Regions from separate parts of the Homo sapiens genome. Here region 1 is linked to region 2. Evidence: chromatin loops called from intact Hi-C (ENCODE). Cell type or tissue: Calu3. All regions are shown on one strand. Each heading gives the region's core, and the rest is flanking DNA. Links, peaks and the distances in the headings are about the cores only.

Region 1 (7,595 bases), core at 908-5,907, 290 kb after region 2:
TGGTTTTAAATAATTATATCAAGTAAAAAATTCTACCAAATTTAAATTTAGTCTTGCCACTTTCTGTATTTATACAATGTACTTATATTTTCTTTCTTATTATATTATCAAATATGGCTAGTTATGTTAAACAATAATAGTGAGCAGTGATATTTATTGCTTTAAATCAACTGCTTATGAAATTTATGATTAAGTATGCTTCCTGTAGCTTTTAGATGTGTACATATTATCAGTGGGTTAAATTCCTTCTTAAGATCTTTTTACAATCATAGATAGACATAGGCTTTTATTAGATGCTTTCATTTTTATCTATTGAAATAAGCACCTGTTAGTTTTCCTGTAATTGTTTTACTATGGTGAATTATATTGTTAGATTTATATTAGTTGAACTAACCTTGTATTCATGAGATAAACCTTCACAGTTAACTCTTATACCTAATATTTATTTAGGATATTTTATTTATGTTAATAAGAATAATTGGCCTGTATTTTTTTCTAGTGATTTTCTTACTCGGTTTTCAATGCATTATTTCATTGCTCTCATAAAGACATAGGGTGACTTTATTCTGTTGATCAAATTCTATATTACTTTTAAAACAAATCACTAGAATGATCTGATTTTAATATTTTCTTATCCTATCCTGTGGAAATATCTTTAAGTATAATTTATTCTATAATTTATTGATTTATTTATGTAGAGCGCTATGGATGCATGTGTTTTCATATTTTATTCAATGGATTTGTATTTCTGCTTATAATAAACACATTTATTATCTGGCAGTTCTGGAAGCCAGCATTCAAATTAAGTAGTCTGTAGGGCTAGGTCCCGCTTCCTCCAGAGGTTGTGGGACAGCTTCCTTCCCTGCCTGGCCCAGTGTCTGATGGTTGTGGCACTGCTTGGCTGTGGTTGCTGACTCCAGTCTCCGCCTCTGCCTTCATATGACCTTCTCTTCTCTTCTATGTCTCTTATAAAAACACTTGTTATTGGATTTAAGACCCACCTGGACAATCTATGATGATCTCATCTTAAGATCCTTAACTTAATTACACCTGCATAGACTTTTTTTTTTCCAAACAATGTTACATTCACAGGCTTGGTAGAACATGGGCATTTCTTTCTTTCTTTTTTTTTTTTTTGACCAGGAGTCTAGTTTAATAGGCTTTGGGTCGGAAAGTAGTTGGGGTAAAGTTGGGTTGGTCTTTTTTTTTTTTTTTTTTTTTTTTACTTTTAAGTGCAGGGGTAATGTGCAGATTTGTTACATAGGCAAACTTGTGTCATGGAGGTTTGTTGTATGGATTATTTCATCACCCAAGTATTAAGCCTAGTACCCATTAGCTATTTTTCCTGATTCTCTTCCTCCTCCCACCCTCCACCCTCTGGTAGGTCCCAGTGTGTGTTGTTCCTTTCTTGTGTCTGTGTCCTCATCATTTAGCTCCCACTTATAAGTGAGAATATGCAGTGTTTGGTTCTGTTCCTGTGTTACTTTGCTAAGGAAAATGGCCTCCTGCTCCACGCATGGACACGGGCATATTTTTATGGAGACAAAATTTAACTCACTACAGGCTAGGTTCACAGCTCTTACATTTGTCCTGCACAAAGCAAAGATCCTCACTGGAAAGAAGAAGAGCTCTAAAATAGGAATATTTGGATGAAACCTGCAGCTCACAGATTCCTCTAAACTGTCTGTTCTAGCAGAAGTGACTGTCCACCTCTCAAGTATAGCCTCCATTCCCAGAGACAAGGCAGATCATCTCTCGCCCCCCTTGCATGGAGTTAAATAGTCTAAATGATTTTATTCAGAGGAGTATAATCCATTGATATGATTATTTATTTAGATAGTCTCATCGACTAAGATTCAGTGAGTAAAATTCCATTCAAATTGGCATTCTGTCCTTTTTCATACTGTCATCAATTTTTTAAAAATATATTGTTTCCTTTTTGGACAAAGAAAATATTACAGACTCAACTTATTAGTTACCATCACCAGCTCTGGAATAGTCGTGTTTCTAATTTCTCTTAGTCAATATCACTTGGTATTTTCTGTTTTAATTTATCCATTCTGATTGCTTCTTAGTGGTAGTACTTTATGATTTTAATTTTCATTTCCTGTTGGATATTGACTATTTTGAAGTGTCTGTTTAAGGCTTTTGGCCATTTTCTATTTGATTTTGCCTTTAAAAAATAGATTTAGAGGAGTTCTTTATATATTGAGAGTACTTTTTGTTTCCTTTGGCTTTTTCTCATTTCCTGCCTCCTTGGACAAAGGCTCCGCCAGTGACGTGTTAAATCTCCCACCCACAGCTTGTGCTGCTTGTGCTACCTGGCCCTTTCAGGTATCTTCGGAGAAGTGGAAGCTTTGTGGGGTCCAGATCAGACAGTGCACACACCTGGTGTTTTCTCTATCCAAGGGGGTGCTATTCATGTGCATTCGATGACTAACAGCCAGTCTTATTCATTGTTGCTTTGCTTGAAATGACATCAGGGTCCTCGTTAAATAATGGAACATTATTAAAATGAAATACTTAGATCCATTCAAAAGGAATAAAATGAATCCATGGGATTATTGGGAGCAATATCTAATATTTGCTCAGTGAAAAAATTAATGTACAGAACAGTATGCAAAATATAGATGTATTTGTGTCAAAAATATTTATACACACACGTAAATTTTATATGTTTGTGTATCTCATGCTTATCTCTGGATGGGCAGAAAGTTTTCCCTGGGGTGTTAAACAACATTGTGGATTTAAGAAAATATTTTCTTTTCATAATCATTTATATTTTTTATTCATACCACATGTGTTTCATTTGGCTCAAAGAAGGTATTTATTAAAGAAAATCTGCATACCTACCAATTGGTTTCATGTTTTGTTCATTAAATAATATGCTAGTTATGAAACTAGGCACTAGGATATAATGGTGATAAATTTGCATTAGTCCTGTTCACAAGCACAATTGTCCGAAAAAGAAAACAAGTAAGCAAATAAACAAACAAATAAAAAACAATTTATTATTTCCAGCTACTTCATAGGAGAAGGATATCTTACATTACTATTATCACAATGAACTCCATGGAAAACATTGCCAGAGGTGAGCATCTACTATAGGTTTTCATATCAACCCAGCCATAGAAAACACCAACTATTAGCATTAACACTAAGAAAGATGAGCTGGAAAACCCACAGCCACCTGGAGGTACATCTGGCATTTATATCGAAAATGATCCAGAGTTGTCTTGGCAACATGCCATCACTCAAACAACTAGCTAATTGAACCAATAACCAACCAATGGCCTCTCCACTTCCTGATCTTTGGGCTATTTTATCAATGAGGCATAGGCAAAAAATTTTAAAAATGCTGTTGAGAAAGTCAAGCCTTGGGAGCCTGCTTCACCATGGTTACAGTTCTAATGTGGCAAGAACAGAATAGTAGTAATAGCAATAGTGATATTTGAATACAAATTTCAGATAATAATGACTTCATAATAACAATTATGTTTATAAAATACTTCATAAATTAAACAGTTCTACAATTTCAAAGGAATTTATATCAATATTCTAAAACTGTATCCCTTTAAATCTTGGCTATATATAGCATTATCATTGTCTTACTTACTAAAGCCCCAAACGCAGGAATTATCTTTGACTTTTTCCTTTCCCTCCCTTTCATATCTTGTCAACAACAAAAATAATATTTATTTTCTGTCAAAATTGTCTGTCTCACATCTGTCCTCAGCTTTGCTATTCCTCTATTCGCTGGTTTAAGTTGGGCTTTTATTCACTTTCAGCAGATTTTAAATTTATCTCCTTCCCTTCAGGCTCTTACCCCCAACCTATCCTTCATAATGCAACCAGAACCATTTCTTGAAACACTGGCAAGATACAGCAATTGTCGGTAGAAATGCAGTTGGCATGTTCTATCATCTGGGTTGATACGAAAACCCATACATGACTAGGCATGCTTCTCCGGCAATGCACCGTAAGATCATTTTCTTGCTGAAATAAAGAAAAGGACAATTCTTTGTTGGAAGTTACATTTTTGCAAGACAAGCTTTAGCCTTTTCAGAGTTCTTCTGAACCTTCCTTTATGTCTCTGTATACACTTCGCTATCTTTGTTATGCTTGCTCCCATACAAATTTGTTTCCCATTCTCTGACATTATCACTCTTGCTTTTCTCCTATGTGTTTGCATATTTTAAGTGCATTTGGACAATTTTACTGGTCAATTCCCATCTGTCATTTATGATTGCTTGGATGTTAACATTATCGAAGATTTTTAATAAGCCTTTTATATGTAACATTAATACCCTGTTTTTGTGACATAACCATGTTCAATGTGCTGTTTTGAGCAAGTTAGATATGTTATTTATTTCAGTTCTCTTATAAGCTCATGGAAGCAAGAGTTTCTAAAGTCTCTGTTTTACAAATAAGAATAATGAGACACAGAGGGTTAAACTAAAATTTCCAAACTTGAGCAGCTAGCAGGCAGTAAAGCCAAGATTTGAACTTGGGCAGTCAATTCCAGAGTACTGTTGCTTAAAACCATACTGAAATCCTATTCTCTATAATCCTATAATACTTGGGAGTGACTTGTATGTAAGTATTTTGCATGTAATTCTTTATTTAGTGTTGTACATTTAGACAGAAAATATGAACTTATAGAAAGGACAAAGTAGTTTTTATGTTCTATATGCAGCATCCAAAATAGTTTGTGCTACTTAGAAATGCTGAATGATTCAACAGTGGATTTATGAACATCTTTAATTCCTTTTGAAGAACCAAGATCTTCAACTAGAGAGGCAATATTTGAGAATAGCTTACATTCTTATTCCATTGTATAGAAGTATTGTTAGATAGTTTGTTAATCTAGATGGTAAAGCCCGAAGAAAATTTGTGATAGTTTGAGACATGAGTTTATTTAAAGTACATCAAATCTTGTAAAGCAGAGCTCTAGAGCCCTAGGACTAGAAGGAATATGATCTTCCTTAATGGTTTAATCTGGTAGGCCTCCTTCCATCAGAATTTCAAAAAAAATTTAATAAGATGTCATTATGATAATGTTATCTTCATTTCTTTCTGTTCTCATGAAATTTAATCAGAACTTTAAAATGCAATTTTACAATTCTGAATACACTGCATTAATTTTGTTATCGAATGTACAATTGCAAGAAAAATTTTTGGCTAGCATTAACCTGATTCAAGTTTTCATAAAATCAAGTGATTCCCCATTCAACAACCCATACATCTTCCTATGCAACTGAGGTTACAGAATTTGGAGTTCAAAGAATGAGGTTCAAGTACTGTATTTTTTTTTTTTTTACTAATGGTTCATGTGATCTCAGTTAAATTGATCTCAGTTAAAGGACAGGAGGCAGGGAAATACTGGGTAGAAGAGGGCGATTTCCTACCAAAGACTCAGTTCTCAAGCCTGGAAACTGCTGCCCTGTTGAGAACAGTTATCCCTGTTTTCCCACCCAAATGTTACTTTTTTGGCCCACCCCACTCCCCATGCTGTGTCCATATATACCCTAGACCTCAGCTGGCAGAGAGACAAGCTGCTGAACATTGAGAGAAGAAGCAACTAGACTTAACTTCAGATGCCACAATTTCACACAACTTCACGGAGAAGCCCAGCTGGAGATGGCCGGGCTTCAGGGAAAGATCACCTTCTTCCTGCACCAACCCCTTTCGAGCTCCCCTTCCACTGACAGCCACTTCCACTGCTTAACGAAATCCTCTGCATTCATCACCTTCCAAACTGTTTCTGTGACCTGATTGTTAGTGGATCCCAGACGAGAAATCAGGATACACTGAGTGCAGGAACCAAAAAACGCTGTCACACTGACTCTTCACTGAGCTGTTTAACACATAAGCCATCCCCAGATGGCAAAGCTAAAACAGCATTAATTGTAACACACTCCTAGATGCAGCTGTCGGGCCTGAGCCCAAAAGCACTTTCCCTGGCTCCTGCACCTGCTCACCAGCTGCTCCCCCTCCAGCAAGGGGTTTGAGCACAGTGGCCAGGTATAGGAGCCACACCCCTGTTGCAAGTTCCTTGAGGGTGTCCAAGGAACTCTCCCATCTCAAAATCACTTAACAACCTAACGCTTTAGTTTTCTCCCAGGAGAGATCGTGTGTGTGTGTGTGTGTGTGTGTTTGTGTGTGTGTGTGTGTGTGTGTGTGTGTGTGTGTGTGTGTGTGTGTGATTCTGCTGCCCGGATCTCACAGAATGATGCTTAATTGATTGGGTTGTCTCAGCAGTAAATGGGGTACAATTGTCTCCATCTGAGGAATCTGAAAAGATTGCAACAAAAATGTTGGATTTCTAGAAGCTGTGAGACAAATTAAGAGCTGTAAAACTTTCATTTTAGAAGCAAGAACCCAGCAGGCATGGTGGTTCATGCCTGTACACTTAGCACTTTGGGATATCGAGATGGGGCAGATGGTGGGCAGGGCAGGGTGCCACACACCTGTAATCCCACCTACTCAGGAGGCTGAGGTGGGAGGATCACTTGAGCCTGGAAGGTTGAGACTACAGTGAGTGGAGATCGCACCACTGCACTCCAGCCTGGGCGACATAGTGAGACCCTGTCTGAAAAATAAATAAAATAAAATAATAAAATAAAATAAAAGGCAAGAACCCAAATATAAATATTTTGGTGTTTGAACAAGATTTCAGGGTTTAGATTCATCTGTATAACTAGACTCCACAAAGCAGATGTTTTCAAAACTTGAATTTCCACATTCAGTAAAGACTATTTGTATCAGGATGAGATAATATTTAATAATATACTGATGGATATAAGAAAAATGCCTCTTCTCTGGTTAGAATGGCATTGTCTATACTCCTTGGGTTGGGTAACATTTGCATAAACATGTAATATAAAGATGAAGCAAAATGACATTAAACTCTGTGACAATTTTATAATCACAATGAAAAACAAATTATCTGATGAGTTGTTGTTTACACTTCGGTGTTTCCAGCTAGAATAAGGTTGGCACAGATTCTTAGATATCTCTTCATCTTTGATTATACTTGGCAGACTGCCTTTCCCAGAATGGTGACTTTATAAATATTGATTTATTAAGTCAGGAATCTTTTTGCACTTCAAATGAATATCACTGAATGTTTTAGTGCCACCTTATGTTTAGTTGGGAATTATCTATGATGTATTTGGATATATCTCAGAATATAGTTTATTGGCCAACCATGTTAACATCACGTGAGAAACTGGTATAAATTACAGATTTCTGATCCCACAAAAAAATGAGAATGAAGTTCTAACCATCTATTAAGTGATATGGGCTACAATGTCTCATTAATCCTCTGACCCTCTAATAATGAGAATTTCCTTTGTATTAGATTCTTAAGCCTAGCACAATCTCCTGATTAGTACATGATGGTTAACTCTTTGACTTTAACATTAATAGTTGCTTATTAGTATGAAACATAATTTTGTTAAATAAATTATAGAGTAAATTTATAAATGACACTTTGAGCTGGACTTCAGTAATACTAAAAATAATTATTTCCAGTTAAATTGTACTAGATAATAAGGTTTGCTAATTACTAATTAATCTACTGAAGAATTAGG
Region 2 (7,595 bases), core at 1,338-6,337:
ACAAGAAATTTGTTTTTGCAATTAGCCGAGCACGTAGCCCAGTCTCTCAATGTCACTTCACGTTATGTATGTGGAGGAACTGTAATAGGAGATCAATGGCCATGGGAAGCCCAAGAATTAGTACATACAGACCCAATTCCTGAGGGATTCCTGGCTCAAAAGAATCACCCTGATAATTTCTGGGTCCTAAAAGCCTCAATTATTGGACAATATTGCATAGCTAGAGAAGGAAAAGAATTCACTCACCCCATAGGATGACTTAGTTGTCTGAGACAGAAACTGTACAATGGTACCACAAAAACAATCACTTGGTGGAGTTTGAATCACACAGAGAGAAATCCATTTAGTAAATTCCCAAAGTTGCAAACCGTGTGGACCCACCCAGAGTCCCACCGGGACTGGACAGCCCCCACTGGATTATACTGGATATGTCAGCATAGAGCTTACACCAACTTACCTGACCAGTAGGCAGGTAGTTGTGTTACTGGCATGATTAAACCATCTTTCTTCCTACTGCCCATAAAAACAGGTGAACTCCTGGCTTCCCTGTCTATGCTTCCCGTGAATAGAGAAGCATAACTATAAAAAATTGAAAAAATGATAAATGGCCCCCTGAGAGAATCATACAATATTATGGGCCTGCTACTTGGGCACAAGACGGCTCGTGGGGATACCGGACCCCCATTTACATGATCAACCGAATCATATGGTTACAAGCTGTCTTAAAAATAATCACTAATAAAACGGGCAGAGCCTTGACTATTCTGGCCTGGCAAGAAACTCAGATGAGAAATGCTATCTATCAAAATAGATTAGTTCTTGACCACTTGCTAGCAGCTGAAGGAGAGGTCTGTAGGAAATTTGACCTTACTAATTGCTGCCTACACATAGATAATCAAGGGCAAGTAGTTGAAGACATAGTTAGAGATATGACAAAACTGGCACATTTGCCCGTGCAAGTGTGGCATGGATTTGATGCTGGGGCCGTGTTTAGAAAATGGTTCCCAGCGCTAAGAGGATTTAAAACTCTTATAATAAGAGTTATAATAGTAATAGGAAGCTACTTACTGCTCCCTTGTTTGCTACCTGTACTTCTTCAAATGATAAAAAGCTTCATTGCTACCTTAGTTCACCAAAATGCTTCAGCACAAGTGTACTATATGAATCACTATCGATCTGTCTTGCAAGAAGACATGGGTAGTAAATATGAAAGTGAGAACTCCCACTATTGAGTGAGAGTCTCAAATAGGGAGAATAAGGGAGGAGACCACCCCTCATATTGTCTTATGCCCAATTTCTGCCTCCAAAGAAAGAAAAAGTAAAAACTAAAAGGCAGAAATGAAATCCACAAGCAGACAGCCCAGCGCCACACCCTGGGCCTGGTAGTTAAAGATCGACCCCTGACCTAATCAGTTATGTTATCTACAGATTACAGACATTGTATAGAAAAGCACTGTGAAGATCCCTATCCTGTTTCGTTCCGATCTAATTACCGGTGCACGCAGCCCCCAGTCACGTACCCCCTGCTTGCTCAATGGAGCACGACCCTCTCACACGCACCCCCTGAGAGTTGTGAGCCCTTAAAAGGGACAAGAATTGCTCACTCAGGGAGCTCGGCTCTTGAGACAGGAGTCTTGCCGATGCCCCTGGCCAAATAAACCCCTTCCTTCTTTAACTCGGTGTCTGAGGAGTTTTCTCTGTGGCTCATCCTGCTACAGTAGTTCCTGGGTTCCCAGTAGGAAAAGAGGCCAACCCTCAGTAAGCAAACACTTTTCAAGTTTTTACTTGTATCATACTTGCTAATGCCCTCTGACCAAAGCAATTTGCAAGGCCATGCCGAGATTCTAAGGATGGAGAGAAAAACTTCACCTCTTTTTTGAGGAGTCGCAAAGTCACATTGGGAAGAACGTACCTACATGGATGGGAAAAAAATGTGGCCGTTTTTTCACTCTACCACAATTCCATTGATTTATATTCCATTCAATATCTACTATGTTGACCAATTTTGAACCATTCTTGTTTCCTACTTAATGTGAAAAAAAATACAGTATCATCTTTAAACCCTTCCTTTTTCTTTCACCCTGTCAATGTCTTCACTGTAAACCATGCTAGCACATACCAAATATATATATGTGTGTGTGTGTGTGTGTGTGTGTGTGTGTGTGTGTGTGTGTGAAATCATTTCAAATTCTTATTCTGCATACTGGGAGAAAATAAATTCTAGACTTATTTGGTACTGAAGTCATTAATACCAAAGAATTTCCATATTAATATTACTACTCATTGATTTACTGTGTCAGTATGACTCTGTTACACCTCGTATCTGCCAATAGTGATTAAGCGCTGAATGGCATTTACCTGTAACATTTGTCTACTATGAACTGTTTTCAGGAAGATTTAATTTACACATTTAAGGACAGTAGAGCCAATATAATGTTGTTTAAAAATAGCATTTCTTAACTGCTATAAGACATCTATGAGTCTTCAACCCTATTATTCTGTCTCTTCCTTTCGTTTTTATTAATGACATTGCAGCACAGCTGAAGGCATGTCACAATTTATCATTTATCTTGAATATAGAACATGGATTAAAACAATAAAATTAGTCACCTATATATTGGCTTTCTTTTTTTTAACTTTTCAATTAGATTGACATCATTAGGAAAGACATTGACTATGAAGTACATCAAAATGAAGAACAAGTGGATATATTTTCACATGAATCCAGTTTTGTAAGTGGCTTATTAGGAAAGTGAGGTGGGAAAAGCAGTGGGAACGCGGAGGGCTATATCCTTTCTCTAGCTTGGCTGCTAACTCATTATTTATCTCAACAGGGTTACATCTCTCTAAGCCATAATTTATTTCTCTATAAATCTATGAGTTGGGAGTAACAAGCTGGTTTTCCCCAGGTATTAACAGAGCTACTTCCAGGGTTCACCACAATTGTAACTTGGTTTCACTTCTGATTTTACATTTAACTTTAAAAAAGAAAACTGAAAATTTTCACGTGTGGATGCTTTATTCATCAACTTTTCATACTTTGTGTTTGTTGTGGAGTGAATGCTGGATTAATCCCTTTTTTGAGTGTAACAGATAGTCTCCTCTGCATTTTTTGCTTAATTAAAATTGCCACTCTACTATGGACTCAATTATGTCCACTAAAAATGTATATGTTGATGCTGTAATCCCCAAATGTGATAGTATTCAGAGATAGAGCCTTTGGTAGATGAGGTTGTAAGGGTGGGGCCCTAATGATGAGATTGTTGCCCTTATAAGAAGAGACACCAGAGAGCTTGATCACTGTCTCCACCATGTAAGGACAATGAAAAGGCAGCCAGATAGAATCCAGGAAGAGAATCTGATCCTGCTGGGCTTCTAACCTCCAGAGTTCATCTTGGACTTCTAACCTCCAGAACTGTGAGAAATGAAATTATTGTTGTTTAAACTACCCAGTCTATGGTATTTGATATAGCAGCCTGAGCTGCCTAAGACATCTTTTTCTGACTGTAACAGAATAAAATCTTTTCTGCATCCTTTGCTTCATTAAACATTTTTAATATATAGATTTTTAAATTTATGAGAGTTTTATGGATATTAGGCAACCAAAACAAAGCGACAAACTCATTAGGATGTTACAGGCTTTATAAGACCCCATGAATTCCCTCCCCCATCTCAAAGTCACTTATTTATTAAAATGACCTTAATTTTCCATATGATTTTTGTTAAATACATACTACCAGTTTCATTGTGTGTATTTTTTATTGTATTAAAAAGTTCCTTCGCCTATTCTGTATGTCCACATATAAAATAGCCTGTGACAAAAATATTCTACACTGAGAATGTGAAACTTGAGAAAAGGAAAATAGCTGAGAGCAGTCTGAGATCTGCAAAGTATGCAGACCCAGAGAGACGTGGGTATGGGATTCAGTCATGCTCACACCCCACACCCATGCCTAGGGGAAATTGTTTAAAGTCATTTTGTTCCTGACTGCCTCACTCAATACCTTCATGTTCTTAGAATTTATGATACAAAGAACAATGCTGAGCCAATCAATGGCTTATATTATTTTAATGTAAATCCTCGGTAAAAACCTCAGGAACTGACTCTTTCTTTCCCTTTAAAATCCACTTGTTACTGTTGCTAATCAGAGTGTATATTCAGGACAAATAGAATCTATGCTCTTGGGCTGCAGCCCTCAAACTTGGCCCAAGTAAACTCTGCTTAGTAATAGATTAATTTTAGCTCAGCAGGTTCCTTTGAGATAGGCATATCTGGCATCGTCAGCAGGATTCAGAGTGACTCATTCTCACCACCAGGTGCGGTGTTTCTGCCTGAAAGCAGTGCTTGATACCAGCACGAACTCTGCATCTTCAGAAGTCCCACTGGGTGTTCTGGGTAAGTTCTCCAGAATTAGGACCTCCCACTCCTTGGTTGAAATATAGACTTTATTTGGCTGTTTTTCAAACTGTCTCTTTTCTTTAAGAGAGGGCTTTGGTCTCTGTCTTTGGACACAAGCTCCAAGTAAAGAGCTCTGTAGAAAATGTCTTTTTGCTGCTGTGTCTCACAGGAGAGGTTCAGATCAAGGTTCTTCCACCTCTGCCTCAGGACTGGAGGCTTAGGTCAAGGTTTTTCTGCCTCTGTCTCACAGCAGAGGTTCAGGTCAAAGGATTGGCAGTTAGACACGGATGGTTTTGTTTTATATGGCCTACTTTTAAGATTAAAACTGTTTCTTCTGCTTAAAAATTCAGACCTATCCTTTTATTTGAGACCAATTCCTGTTAGTTTCTAACCGAAAAGTGTTCCCTCTTTTTGCTCTTCCAAACAGGTACACTATGAAAGTCTGGTCCTCATACACTGAGCACACTATTGCTCCCTGGAAGTTAGAGACAGTCTGAGATAAGTTACACTTTCACCCTAAATACATTCCCAGGCTTGACACTTTTGAAAAGTTCCTAAATTATGGGAAGTCAAGCATCAAAATTAGAGTATTCCTTTTAGAAACACCAGCTGGATTTATGTATAACACTCGTGGGGTATCCTCTTGTAAAGGCCTAGGAAAGTGGACCCACCTAACCTGGTGATACAGAAGGCAGAAATTATTTAGGCAGATAGTGAGGGCAACAGAGTTCTTGGCAGAGCTTCCCTTCTAACAAAAAGCAGCCCCCCAAATCATTGCTTTTCTAACAAAGAGCAGCCTGAAAAATAGAGCTGCAAACATAGATAATCAAGCAGGAAGCTTGCACGGGCGAATGCTGGCAGAGGCACCAATAGAAAAGGGCCACCTGGGGGCCAGGCATGTCCAACACGGAGGCTCCATCTTCCCTTTTCTTGTTACCATGTGTAGAGTAAAGAAACGGGCAACATGGCACAGCTCAGGCAGAAGACCCGCCTGCATAATAAAAGATTATGGTAGGGGTGGCCAGAAATTCATACCCTATGCACACGGCACATCTAGTCCCAACCAGTTTTTCATGACCTATGCAAGTGGCACACCTGGTCCAACCAATGTTTCACACCCTGTGTAAATCAAACACTGCCTCCTCACCAGGCATCTATAAAACCCCTTGCATTTCACCATGGATCCGGCAACCCATTTTTCTGGACCCCTGTCTGCAACAGAGAGCTCTTCTCTTTCTTTTGCCTATTAAACTTCCACTCTCAACCTGACACTTTATGCATCTGCATCCTAGATTTCTGTGTCTGTGAGACAACAGATCTTGGGTGTTACTCCACAATGAGGCCATTTCACTGGGACGATCATAAACAGCAGTAACCAAAATAAGAATCCTTTGCTATGTTGAAAATAATTCTTTGTGCACACAATTGGAAAAAAAAGCTGGTTTTTGCACCACACAAACTGAATCAGAGTAGTTTGTTTGTCTTGAATTAAATCTGGTAATAAGAAATTTAAAAAGATTCTTTCTTAGAGCTCTATGGTCAGAAGTCAGCTTAACTAAAAGCTGACATTTAGGCTATAATTTTAAAAATAAGAATAAAAGGGGCTTTCTGCATTTTCTTCTTTTGGATCCTGTTTTGGGGGATTTTTTTCCGTTGACTGAAACTCTTTTTAAATGTGTTTGATCCCTCTGGTTACTTCCTATCTTGTTGGCATAATTTTTGCTGAGAAAAATGTAAAACATCATTTGCCTTTTAGAAAGCTTAACATGCCCCCAAATTGGCTCTTATAAGACTTATTCTTTTGTTTCTTTTCACTTCTGATCCTTTTTTCACTATTTTTGATACCACAAATAATAGTAGTAATAATAATAATAAAATAATATAGTATATCTCTAGAGGAGATATATTGTATTATTGTCTTTCAAAATTGTATGATATTCCTAAAATTATGATGTGTTAACATATGTTGTCAGACACAAATATGGTTATTATGTTACACTGTCATTCGCCACAGAATTTCCTTGTCAATTGTGTTTTTAACCATGGTTAGTCTAAGTCTTTTGTCATTCATAGAAAATTATTGTTTTACTTGGATTCTTCTCAGAAAGTGGTTTACAATTGACAACAGTCCAAAATTTGCTTTTTTTTTTTTTAAGACAATTCATGAGAATGAACCCTGACAAGTACTCTTGAATACAGGTTTCTAATAACTTTGGAGATTGTATTATTAGACTAAGTAAAGACTTTAAGAACTCCCATAAACTGATGTGTTCATGAAGATTTCTAACTCAACATCAAGCAGAATGAGAATTTATTATGTGGGACTGAACTGATAGAAAAAGAAGACTGAAATGCTTTTTAGGACTTTGTGTTTAAAACATTGCTGATTCTTTTTATATTTGTTTTGCAGAGTAAATGAAACTTTTTTGAGCTGTTTATAGCTTACAGAATTGGGTGAAATATAACATTTGTGAACAACATTCTCTATACCTTATTTCTCCAAAATTTAAAATCCATTTATTAATAATCTTATTTTATGGTAACCATAAAATAAGATACACTGATTATTATACTAAGGCTATGACCAAAATGGCATATTTTTGGATATTATCAGACTGCTTTAAAAAATTAAGATTGACTTTATAGAGTCAATAAAAAGTCCTCAGAGAGATTGACCTGGTACTTTGTCTACATAGTTCCTTTCAAAAATTCTGACCTTGCAGTAAGTAAAGAATGTCAATATCCAACAGGCCCAGGAAACTCAAGATATCTTGGGGACCTTGAGAAGGGAGAAGTTTATTCAATTTGTACAGGTATTACAGGCACATTCTAATTGTGAATCTTTGACTTGGCTTCCTAGCCTGGAGACTTATAAAAGCCTAATCTGAAATTCCTTAAGAAAGTTTCAGCAAAGCCAATTTAAAAGAGCCTATATGGTAATCGCTATTCTTGTTGTGTTTTTTGAAAATAATCAGGCTCAGTACAACACTAAAACTTATTTTGGAAGTAAATTGGTCCTACTAAGATTTGTCTTAGGTGTAAATGGGAAACTGGAGAGAGAAAAATTATGGTTCAGAGAAAAATTATAGCATACCTGTTATTAGATTCCAGCCCTGACCACTGTTTTTGAGTTTTTGTCATTTTCCAATAATTTGGACTGAATCCCCAATGAAACAGGTTTTTTACTATGTATTTA

What was found. A loop is a pair of places that touch in the nucleus more often than their neighbours do. Peaks named below come from ENCODE experiments on the same cell type or tissue, not always from the same donor. Only the 100,000 strongest peaks of a DNase experiment are listed, where the experiment ranks them.
Region 1: it touches region 2 in a loop (2.5-fold over the local background); 1 of 110 quality-filtered maps calls a loop at or near these places.

The regions. Positions count from the first base shown.
Region 1 is chr2:13,226,128-13,233,722 of GRCh38, reverse strand. The region is part of intron 1 of LOC105373436 (a long non-coding RNA gene); the gene reads right to left. Among named protein-coding and RNA genes, the nearest start is that of MIR3125, 490 kb to the right of the region's middle. In Calu3, for the core only: no CTCF peak of the experiment used is centred there; a DNase peak (open chromatin) is centred at 3,262.
Region 2 is chr2:13,520,078-13,527,672 of GRCh38, reverse strand. It overlaps LOC105373485 (a long non-coding RNA gene), which reads left to right. Exons shown (of 2, transcript XR_922814.3): 2 at 4,318-7,595. Among named protein-coding and RNA genes, the nearest start is that of MIR3125, 790 kb to the right of the region's middle. RefSeq lists enhancers at 4,142-4,511, 3,891-5,090. In Calu3, for the core only: no CTCF peak of the experiment used is centred there; a DNase peak (open chromatin) is centred at 4,302.